2 separate regions of the Mus musculus genome follow, and region 1 is linked to region 2. The links are chromatin loops, found by intact Hi-C in ENCODE. Cell type or tissue: left cerebral cortex. All regions are shown on one strand.

The links. A loop is a pair of places that touch in the nucleus more often than their neighbours do. Peaks named below come from ENCODE experiments on the same cell type or tissue, not always from the same donor. Only the 100,000 strongest peaks of a DNase experiment are listed, where the experiment ranks them.
Region 1: a loop joins it to region 2, with 2.0 times the contacts of the local background. A loop is called at or near these places in 2 of 42 quality-filtered maps.

The regions. Positions count from the first base shown.
Region 1 is chr7:34,810,693-34,815,692 of GRCm38, forward strand. Chst8 (carbohydrate sulfotransferase 8) reads right to left here and starts at 2,019. Exons shown (of 4, transcript NM_175140.4): 1 at 1,654-2,019. It overlaps Gm38987 (a long non-coding RNA gene), which reads left to right and starts at 2,016. Exons shown (of 3, transcript XR_881950.3): 1 at 2,016-2,484. In left cerebral cortex, a CTCF peak has its summit at 2,806 (motif pointing right); DNase peaks (open chromatin) are centred at 698, 1,078, 1,553, 2,039 and 2 more places; H3K4me3 peaks cover 2,652 bases; H3K27ac peaks cover 1,808 bases.
Region 2 is chr7:34,992,051-34,997,050 of GRCm38, forward strand. All of the region lies in intron 9 of Pepd (peptidase D), which reads left to right. Among named protein-coding and RNA genes, the nearest start is that of Gm35534, 4.4 kb to the left of the region's middle. In left cerebral cortex, no CTCF peak of the experiment used is centred here; no DNase peak of the experiment used is centred here.

The DNA.
Region 1 (5,000 bases), 180 kb before region 2:
TCTGAATGGCACCTCTGCTGTGTGTCACTTCTCGGAGACCAATTTGCCGGAGCCTCCAGAACGTTTCCACTCTCCTCAAGAGCCCCCCCCCCCCCGCAGCCTGCCTGTGGGTGGTGGGATGGCTTGATTAAGAGAGAATAGGTAAGACGGTGCGCATCTGTAATCCTGCCTTCCGCGGCTGAGGTCAGGTCAGCTTGGATGAGACCCTGACTAAAAGAATAGAAAGCTCTCCTATGAGAGCAACCGTCCCTCCCTCATTCTTTCCAATATCTCTTTTGGGACAGGGACAGATCAGGAGGTGCTGTGGTGGTAGGTAATTTTTAAGGAGAGTTCTTCAGGGCAAAGGTTGTTTCGTACTAGGGTGGGACTGAAGACAAGGCTTCCTACCTACCAGTAAACGGTCAAGGTGAACCCAAAGAAAGTAGGCTTAGTGGCAGAAGCTCAAGCCTGTGAGTGTGGGGGAAGGTGGGGAAAGAGTTAACCTGTCTTTTACCCCTTTACCCACCCCTGCCATCTGGAGCTACATCCTTGCCCCGAACTGAGTCTCCCACTTGGCCTGCTGCCTGGCTACATCCATAGATACAGAGAGCCCAGAAGCCTGTTCCCCTTAGAACCAATCACGCTTAGGGTCCTGCTGGGAGGCGGCTTAGAGATGCATCTCCGGTGATGCCGAAATGGCTGCAGGACAGACTGTTCCAAGATCCAACCGGTATGTCCGAAATCCAGGGCACAGTTCCCCGACTGTTACAACCCCAGGTGAGGGCCGAAGGGCCCAGAGACAAGATATACAACTAAAGTTAGGGTTTGGAGTACTGCGCGGGAAATAGAGAGAGGTCACTTGATGCCCAAGCGCCACCTCTGACCCTGCCCAAACCAGAGAACGTACATTCTCCTGGCCAGGCCATAGTATGAGCAAAACAGCCCCACGCAGCAGCTGAAGTTGCAACAGCCGCTAGCTAGGGCTGAGCTCGGTCCCGCTGTAAAGCAGATCATTTCACCATCCCCTACCCTCAGCCGCCTGAGGCTCCGACTCCCGCACTCGGGGACACACGCATACACACACCTCCTTGCGATCGCTGACGCACGCACACTCGCCGGGAGCACAAAACAGGCCGGGGCCCTAGAGAGTTGAGGGGTGGAGATGCGCGCGATGGAGCGCGGGGACACCTTGCGTCTCCTGGTAGGGAGCCAAGGTCGCTTGTAACTTCCCCTTTCGCCCTACGCACCCCAACTGGCCTCTAAGTCCCAGTTCCAAGCGCACACCAAAGCCTCGGCGCTCTGGACGCTCCAGCCCGGCCCTCGAGCACTCGTCGCTCAGCGCCCAAAGCAGCTTACACGCACCCAGCATCCAGGGTTAAGAAGAGGAGCGAAGGGTCCTGGAGGCGAGCCCTAGGAGAGAGAGGCAGTTCCCAGGCGCGGAGAAAACCAAGAATCCAAAGTCTAATTAAAGTTCCCACTCACGGGGGCTGGTCCCCAAAGTATCGCCAGACCCAAGCACCGCATGCCCCAACAGCACCTGCAGCTTAGGACTCTGAACCACGTCTAGTGGCGGGGTTTGCGCTCAGAACAGTCCCGGCATCATCCTGGGATTTCCAGGGACAACCCTTCGGGTGAACTATCAACATAGAGAGGGAACAGGGCGCAGCCACTTACCTGGCACAGCCAGCGCTCTCCAGGCCACGGGTTCCTCCAGTCCGGCGGGGTTCTCGGCGGCGGGAGAATCTTCCCTCCGGAGCTCTTGGGAAGCAAGAAGGATCTCCGCCCCAGTTCGGGCCAGGCTGCGTCTTTTTCCCGGTGTAGTCCAAGGTGCGGGGAGTGGGCGATCGGCGTAGAGTCGGCGACCGGAGCGCGCGGGAGAGGTTGCGGCGGCGTGCTCCTATTGGATCTTCTGCACCGGGTGCGTCCCCCTGTCTCTGCCGCCACCGCCCGGTCCTGTCTCTTCCCCGCGGTGCCACCGGATCCGGCTCACGCGCCGGGAAGGCTCCCAGCGAAGTGCGAGCGAAGCCTCCGGCAAGGCTGGAAATAGCGCCGCGCCCGCCCGGCGCCCCGCCCCCAGTCCGGGCCCCGCCCCACGGTGGAAAGAGGCGATCCCGGTGGCAGGGCAGAGATGGGGGAAATCTCTTCCCCGATCGCTCAGCCCTCTCGGGAGCTCACGGGCGCCACGCCCACGCGCGCTCTGCGGCTTCAGCAGCCCCACTGGCCGCGCGCTCTGTGGGAGCTGCCGCTGGGCGCGGTCGGGAGGCAGCGGGGGGGTGGGGCGGTATTGGCGCGGGCTGCGCCCAGCTCGGGGATCCCCGAGTGCTGGACTCTGGTCTGCCGCTTGACTCCACTCCGCAGCTTCTTAGCTGCCACTGCCCCAGTGGCGACACTGAGTAACCCTGCGCTGACCTAGGGAAAAAGAGAAGGCGCTAGCAAGCAGGGTCTTGGACCCAAAGCTGAGCGGCCGCGGGGCTTGCAAAGGAATTGGTGCGCAGAAAAATTCAGGTAGGTTCCCAGACTACAGTACGCGTGGAATTTGGACAAGGCCTGTCTCTTGTTGGCACTCACCACTAAATTTCTGGGTCTCAGTTAACCACAAGTGCCCAGTGAGCCGGATTCTCACTTAAGAACTTCATCCTTAAGCGTCGGTCTGGCACCAGCTTGAGGGCTGAAGCAAGCAACCTCTCCCCTCCCTCCAAACCCAGAATAAATGAGTGGGGAAACCTCCTACCCACAGCCACACAGTACAAGTGTAGAACCGGGACTCGGTTCCAGGGCTGTGGATTCAAATCTTGATTTTTCCAGAGAAGAGAAGCCCCGACCTGCAGGGGGCAATCAGACACTAGAAGGGAAGGCTGGGTGCGCATCTAGCAACCATTCTCAGCGGTGCCAACCAGTAAACAAGCCTGGTCTTGAAGGGACATACAGAATAAAATTAAACAAAACAAAACAAAACAAAACTGAAAAGAAGCTTCCAGTAAAACAGAGCGGTGGCTGTGGCCTCTCCCCTCCCTGAGTGGACTGGTTGGTTGGTTGATTGGTTGGTTGGTTGACCCAGCTCCATCCCAGATGGGTGATGAAGCTAAAGACTGAGGTGGATCTGTGGCCTTTGAGTGACCAGATAAGGGTGTGGCAGCCCTGATAAGGAGCAGAGATACTAACACTAGAGATGTGGAGGGCAAGGGAGCCTCTAACACTAGCAAGCTTGAAAGGCCTGAGTGGTAGTTGGGCTTCTTTAATGACTGCTGTGAACTCAGAGTATCCAAGGATCCTCTTCAGGGCAAGTGAGTTGGCAGTCAAGCATATGGTAGCCTTCCCTTCCATTGTTTTTGTTTTGTTTCTGTTTTTGAGATAGGTTCTCTCTGTGTAGCCCAGGCTAACCATGAACACATGATCTTCCTTTCTCAGCCTCCAAGTGCTTGGGTTACAGGCATGTAACACAACACCCAGCTACCTTTTATCCCTTTTTAGTTTTGCAACAATGAAGTATGTGCTACAAGATGCCACTAAGGTGCTACTGTCAACAATTCTGGGTGGGGGTGGGGGTGGGGTTGGTGGAGCTGGGGTTGGCCCAGGTATCCCGGTTTCAAAGTGGAATGCCAGAGAGCTCAAGATGGTCTGAGGCTCCGGCTGTGCTGTGACCTCTACAGCTCCTCTGGCTGTACAAGCTACTCGTGGGAAGGAAGGTGCAAGTATATGTCCCCTTAGTCAAGTTCAGTTGAACATAATGGATTTGAGGGACAGGAGTGGAGAGTCGGGAGGATTGGGGCAGTAAAAACCCCAAGCTATAGCCAAACACTGTCAGAGCAGAGTAGAAAAGATAGAAACAAAGAAGGGGATGGGTAAAAAGTTACCTGCCTTCCAGCCAGCTGGTCCCCGTGCCTTTGTGGCTCCTCCACCTCCAAAGGGCCACACCACCCAGAGTCCTGGCCGCAGCTCCACTGAGCAGTTACCAGTGTGGTTCACATCTGCAGCTAGGCCTGAGCTATCACAGGGATTTGGTCTCAGGAGCCTGATGGTCAAGAGAACCTCTTGAGCGGTGTGCACCCTTTGGAGGGTAAGTACACACACACACACACACACACACACACACACACACACACACACACACACACCTATTCATGTCGACCCTCATGCACATGTTTGTACACACTGGCCAGTGGGGAGATGATGGAAACCTCCATCCTCAGCCCAGTGTCTTTGGACAGCAAGTGCCTTCATAGAAGAAGTTTATACAGCTTTATTCCCTAGAGCCAGTCCACACAGGCTTCCCTAGGACTGGAAAGCACAGTCGGTCAGTCCGGCCATGGTAGCTGCCCTGTGTGTGGCAATCCTCCTGGGGAGGGTGGTTTTTCCATTAGCTTCTCCAACTGTACTTATTAGCACTTATTTGCATCTAATATCCAGGCAGATACTGAGAGGAATCAACACTGCTCCATGCCTTTGACACTCCCCGAATTTTTGGCTTTTTTTTCCTCACCCCTAGTTCCTTCTTATTTGCAGAGGCCCTTGGAGGAAATCCCCAGAGGAGACCTGGGGTCCCTGGCAGGGACAAGCATGAGTTTTCCTCTGGAGATTTGCTAAGGGCTGCAGTGCCCTTTTTTGAAAGTCAGGCTCAGCCTCTGCAGCGCGGGAGGTGGAGACACACTGCAAAGCCCAGGCATGAAGCTCTGTGCGCGCTTGCGGGTTTTGATATGTGTGTCTCCACCAAAAGATTTGTGGCAAACACATCTCTTTGCATCCCAACTAAGGTACAAAGCCACTTTCATTGGATGGCCTGGTGAGTTCACAGTCTCAGCTCCCAGAGCTGCTGTGGAAGAGGTCCAGAGCCTCGCAACGAAAGGGAGGAGTGGGAGGGCCTTTACCTATGGGCAAACTCCTTGCTCCAGTTCTGAGTTGACATCTTGCTTCCCACAGCTACCCTGTCTGCCAGTGGGGAGTCCTGTCTTCCTTTGCCTAGAACTGAAGGTGATAAAGCTAGGAGGCCAGGACTGATAAGTCTCACTGTGTTTATAAATTCA
Region 2 (5,000 bases):
GGCAGATAAAGGGCGTCTTTTTGGTGTTGTAATGAGGTATGTGTGCCAGTTGGTCCCTCAGGGTTAGGCAGAGGCCGCAGCCTCCCCAGAAAGATGTTAAATGCCTGCATGTGCTTCCGCAGAGACCATCTCAGAAAGTCTTCAGGCATTAATGTCTCTGGGCTTCCCAGAAGCAACAGAAACCACAGAGTTCATTTTTCCTTCAAGAGTGGGGAGGTGGTGGTCTGTCTGTCTGTCTGTTTGTCTGAGACAGGATCATGCCATGTAGTCACACAGTCCAAGCTAACCTCTGACTCCCAAGCTTCCTGCCTATGAGTCCTGAATCCTGGGTTTACAAATGACTGCCATGCCTGTCCAGACCAGGAGTTCCCAGGATTGTTTCCACCGACCCTAGGTAACCCAAATTGGCCAGAATTATGTCTGTTTCAGAAAGCTTTTGACTTAGAGCCAAGCAAGCTGACAGGTGTCCACTACATACACATCGTCCATCCTTGCCGGGCAGCCTGTCTGGTTCCTACTACCTGGCATGGCATATCCACAGACTGCCTGTACGGGTTTGTTACATCACAAATACTGCGTAATGACAGGTGTCAGGCCCTCTTCTGGGAGTTGGGGAGGCAAAAGCAAGGGAAATCTGTCTGGAGATAAATCAAGTAAAGTCAAATATGGCATGTATTTGGTGACAAATTCAGTGTCAAAAGCTGAAGTCGGGGAAGGTAATGAGGGAAATACTGGAAGTCATTTGCCATTAGTTTTAAGAGGGCGGTTGCCTTAGCATTCTGTCCCTGGAACACTCCTGAGATGACCAGCCTATAAAGAGGGAGGTTATTTTGGTTCACAGATGTACTGTTCTAGTCCACAGTCTAGCGGTTACATTGCTTTGGGCCTGTGACAAGGCAACATCATGGTAGCAGTATGTGACAGAACAAATGTGTTCACCCTGTGGCTAGAAAGCAACAGAGAAGAGGGACAGGTGTCCCCATTAAGGCCATGTGCCCAGTGACTTGAAGACCTCCAGCAAGGCCTATCTTTAAAAGATTCCATCACCAAAGGGACCAAGCCTTTACCTTGTAGACCTTAACGGGTGTCAGTCCAGTGAAACCTGAAGTGTGTAAGAATCCAGGCTATCAGAGCAGAAAGGGGGATTAAGGATAGGAGGTGGGGTTGGGGACACAGGTTGCCAAGCAGAGAAAAGACTTGGTAAACAGGGCTGATGGCTGCAGCAGGCTGCAAGGGGAAAAAGGGGGGAAAGCAGGGAATTTGTGGAGAGGCCTAGAACCAAGATAGTGGAGATGAGGATGGTTCAGGGGCTGAGAGGATGGGCAAACAACCCAACCCCTTTCTCCCAAGGTCTCAAAGACACACCAAAATAGGATTTCACCCTTATCAGACACAAGTGTGGAGCTCACCCAGCAATGACGACCACTTCCTCTTAGCCTTATAGAGACCACCCCCTTCCTCTAGTCATCCCCAATATTATACTCTCTAGTACTTCCCAGAGACCCAAGGCACGTGCAGGTATGCAAAATTGTATACAAGCGGTTGGGAGGGATTGCTAGATAGTCAGTACTCCACGGACCCTCCCCACACCCTGCTTCTCGGAAGGAGTGCTGTAGTTCAGCAGGCTCAGTCTTGGGGGCCTTTCCCAAATAGGCACAGCGGATCTCATGAAGATGTCAGCAGTTTGGCTCCAAGCACCTCGTAACAGCTGTGGGGTGGCGAGGAGAAAGTTGGGGTGGGGAACAACTGCAAGTGTTGACGGACAGGATGCTGAATGGAGAAAGGAGGGACCTCCTGTTGAGGCAGCAGAGGAGAGACCTAGAGAGCATATGGTGGAAAGGTTTATTTCCAGCCTATGGCACCACCCATGACACACCATGTGGGAGTTCACTGAGAAGGACTGCATGACCCAGTGCTAGGCTTCAGGGGAAGACAATGGGGAATTTGTATTTCAGAACATTGGGGGGGGGGGGGCTAGTGAGTGGCTGAGCAGATAAAGGTACCTGCCACCAAGCCTGATCAGTTCAGTCCCCATGTGGTAGCATGGTGGAGAACTGACCCCCACAAGGTGTCCTCTGACCTCCACACATGTGTTATAGTGGGTACACACACACACATACACACACACTCAAAATAAGTAAACTTATAATTCTTTTAAAAAGGCATTTCTTGGAACTAATGTTTGCCCTTCAAACCAGGGGGCTTATGAGAGGCTGACAGCAGCACCTTCAAGGTTGCGACCTGACTTAATCACAAGACCCACGAGGTAAAGGTATTCCGACAAGGACAGAACTGGTTTCCTAGCTCTTGACACTCCCTAAGACTTGTCCGTGTACATTGGTGACATCCTTTAGGCTTGTGTCTGGGCATTGGGTCAGCAGCAGGGATTTGGGAGTGACCTCCAGCTGTCAAGGAGTCACCCACTGCTTCCAGGCCTCCTTCCTCGTCCACCCTTGCTACTTCACCGCACTGTTCTACTGCCATTCCTTTTTCTGCCCTCTCCTTGGCTCTGTTGGGCCTTGGCCATTTCTGGGAACAGGGTGGGATCCAGACCTCATGCGCCACCAGAGGTGTGGAAGGAAGGCCACATGATGGGAAGTGGGGACAGTGAGAAAACAGACCCCAGACAGAGCACATGTGCCGCGTGATGACTCCTCCCACCCGAGAAGCCTCCCACTCACCTGCAGTGGGCAGCTCGGCTGGTTACGCCAGCGGGCTCCTCACTCAGCAGTTAAGAAAGATATTTGTCATTTTGCTATAAAACATCAAACCCGCCGTGACCTAAACGATTATGACAGCAGAGGGTTCAAGCACAGTCTAAAATTTCAGCTTTATTTATGATGCTTGGAGGTCTGGTGCCTACAGTGTCTCCTTAATCCAGTCTACATCCGGAGTGTTGTCTCCTGGGCTTGCCCATGTGTCTCCCAGGGCTGTTAATAACTGCTCCTCCAGGCGCCCTGTTTGCCGACGGAAAATCCATCTGAGGTTTTACATGTCACGTGGCTGTTAAAAATTGACATCTCCTTATTGATGTCACCAGTTCCTGCCAAATACTCAGGGACAAATAAAAGTGGCCGGACTCAGAGACAAGCAGAAAACCATTTGTTCATGAAATTGCCAGCCAATTGATGTTGGCAGTTAAACAAGCCATCATTTAAAAGAATCTTGAAAGGAAAAAGTTGACAGTTGTGAGACAAGATTGTTCACGGTTCTGAGCCAGGCCCAGGTGATGATGCTCTTCTGTGTCAGCCTGGAGGCCTGTTTTCCAGGCTGGGGGGGGGGGGGTTGAGATAGGGTCTCACTGTATTGCCCAGCTGGCCGGGAGCTTGCCATTCTATACCAGACTGGTCTCAAACTTAGATATCTGCCTACCTCTGCCTACTAAGTGCTAGGATTAAAGGTGTGTGCCACCAGGCCTGGCCCAGGCTGCATTTTTTGAGGACCTTTGGTATGATCACTGCTTCTCTGATACACCTCTGGATTCCCATTTGCTAATCCTTCTGAAAGTGCCACCAAGGCCAGGGACTTCCCTCAAGACCCACCCCATGGCTCCTGTCTTCTTATGTTCAATATTCATGTGGAAGGATTCTCTTCCACAGCCTCAGGGCATGGATTTTCCATGTTGTCATTGTACGTGTGGCTGGCACATTGTAGGTATACAGTAGGCTTGACTACACACTTGACAAATGAGCCACAGAGTCTCAAGGGCCAGCAGAGTATGGCATGATAGCTGTCAGCCACAGCTTCCCCCTTGGGATCTGCTGAAATGTCCCTACCCCTGCCCAACTCTAGGAATGCTGGCCAGGTTCCGGCTGTCCTCCATAGTGATTGCTGTGGGCAAGCAAGTGTAGGAAGATGGCATGACACTTACACCAGTTTTACCACATAGGTGTAGCTGGCAGTATAAGAGCCCTCCTGGTATTACCCCAGCCATACTCCCTGATGAGCTCTGGTTGGCTGGAAAACAAAGGATATATTGGGTGAGAGTTGCCCGAATTGCCCATGGAGTCTGGGCCTGTGGCCCAGGACCACACACAGTGGGGCAGGTGTCTCTTCAGCCTAGCATGTCTGTAACAGTCTTGGCCAGGCAGGAGCATCCTGGCCTGGGTCGCTGGGAGAAGCTGATGTGAGGTGCTCAGGGCCTAAGCTCTGTCTTTATTCTTTTTCTCCTTCTCTTCTCTTCTTTCCTCTCCATCCCTTCCTCTCTGTCCCCTTTCCCTCCACCCTCCTCCCTCCCCCCTTCCCCCATCACCCTTCACACTTCTCATCTCAGAAGTGGTACAAGGTAGGGTTTGTGCGGAAGCTTGGGCCCAGGGTTGCAGTGTAAGCGCATGTGTGACCTTTATCAGAGTGTGGCTTATTCTCTAGAGAGTGAGCTCTGACTCCTGTGGAGGCAGGATTGGTTCGTATAGGAGGGGCTGTTATGAAATGTGCCTGGTATCTCCCCTCGCCCTCTCAGGCTCACTCTTACTGGCCACTCTTATACATGTTCCTGCCATGTGATGTCATCTGCTATTTTGAAATGCACAGTGAGGCCCTCACCAAAAGCAGCCAGGGTCGTCTTTGGCTTCCAAACAATACAGTAAATAAATAAGTCCCTTTGCTTTATAAATTTCCCAGTCTTGGTTGTTTGTTATAGCAACAGAAAACAGACTGAAGTGAGACAGAGAGGTCTGAGGGAGTCCAGGGCTGACTTTTTAGCTGAGCCTTTCCCAGCCTGCACCTCCCTCTCTTCCTTTTAGCCGCTCCTCTTCTGCCCACTCTACCTACTACAGAAGAGCTGCTGAGGGCCTAGAGGGAGCATGCACTTGCCAACCAGCCTGAGGCCATCATGAGCATCCCATGGACTTAGTGCTAGCCCATGACCCAGCTCTGGGACACTGCAGGAACGGGGCTGGCTGTGTGGTGGTGTGAGAGCCTGGGGCACAGTGTGCTTGCAGCCTTCAGCAGTTCCCACCCAGGATCCTGTGAGACTTCAGGGCTATGCAAGTGAACAGCCT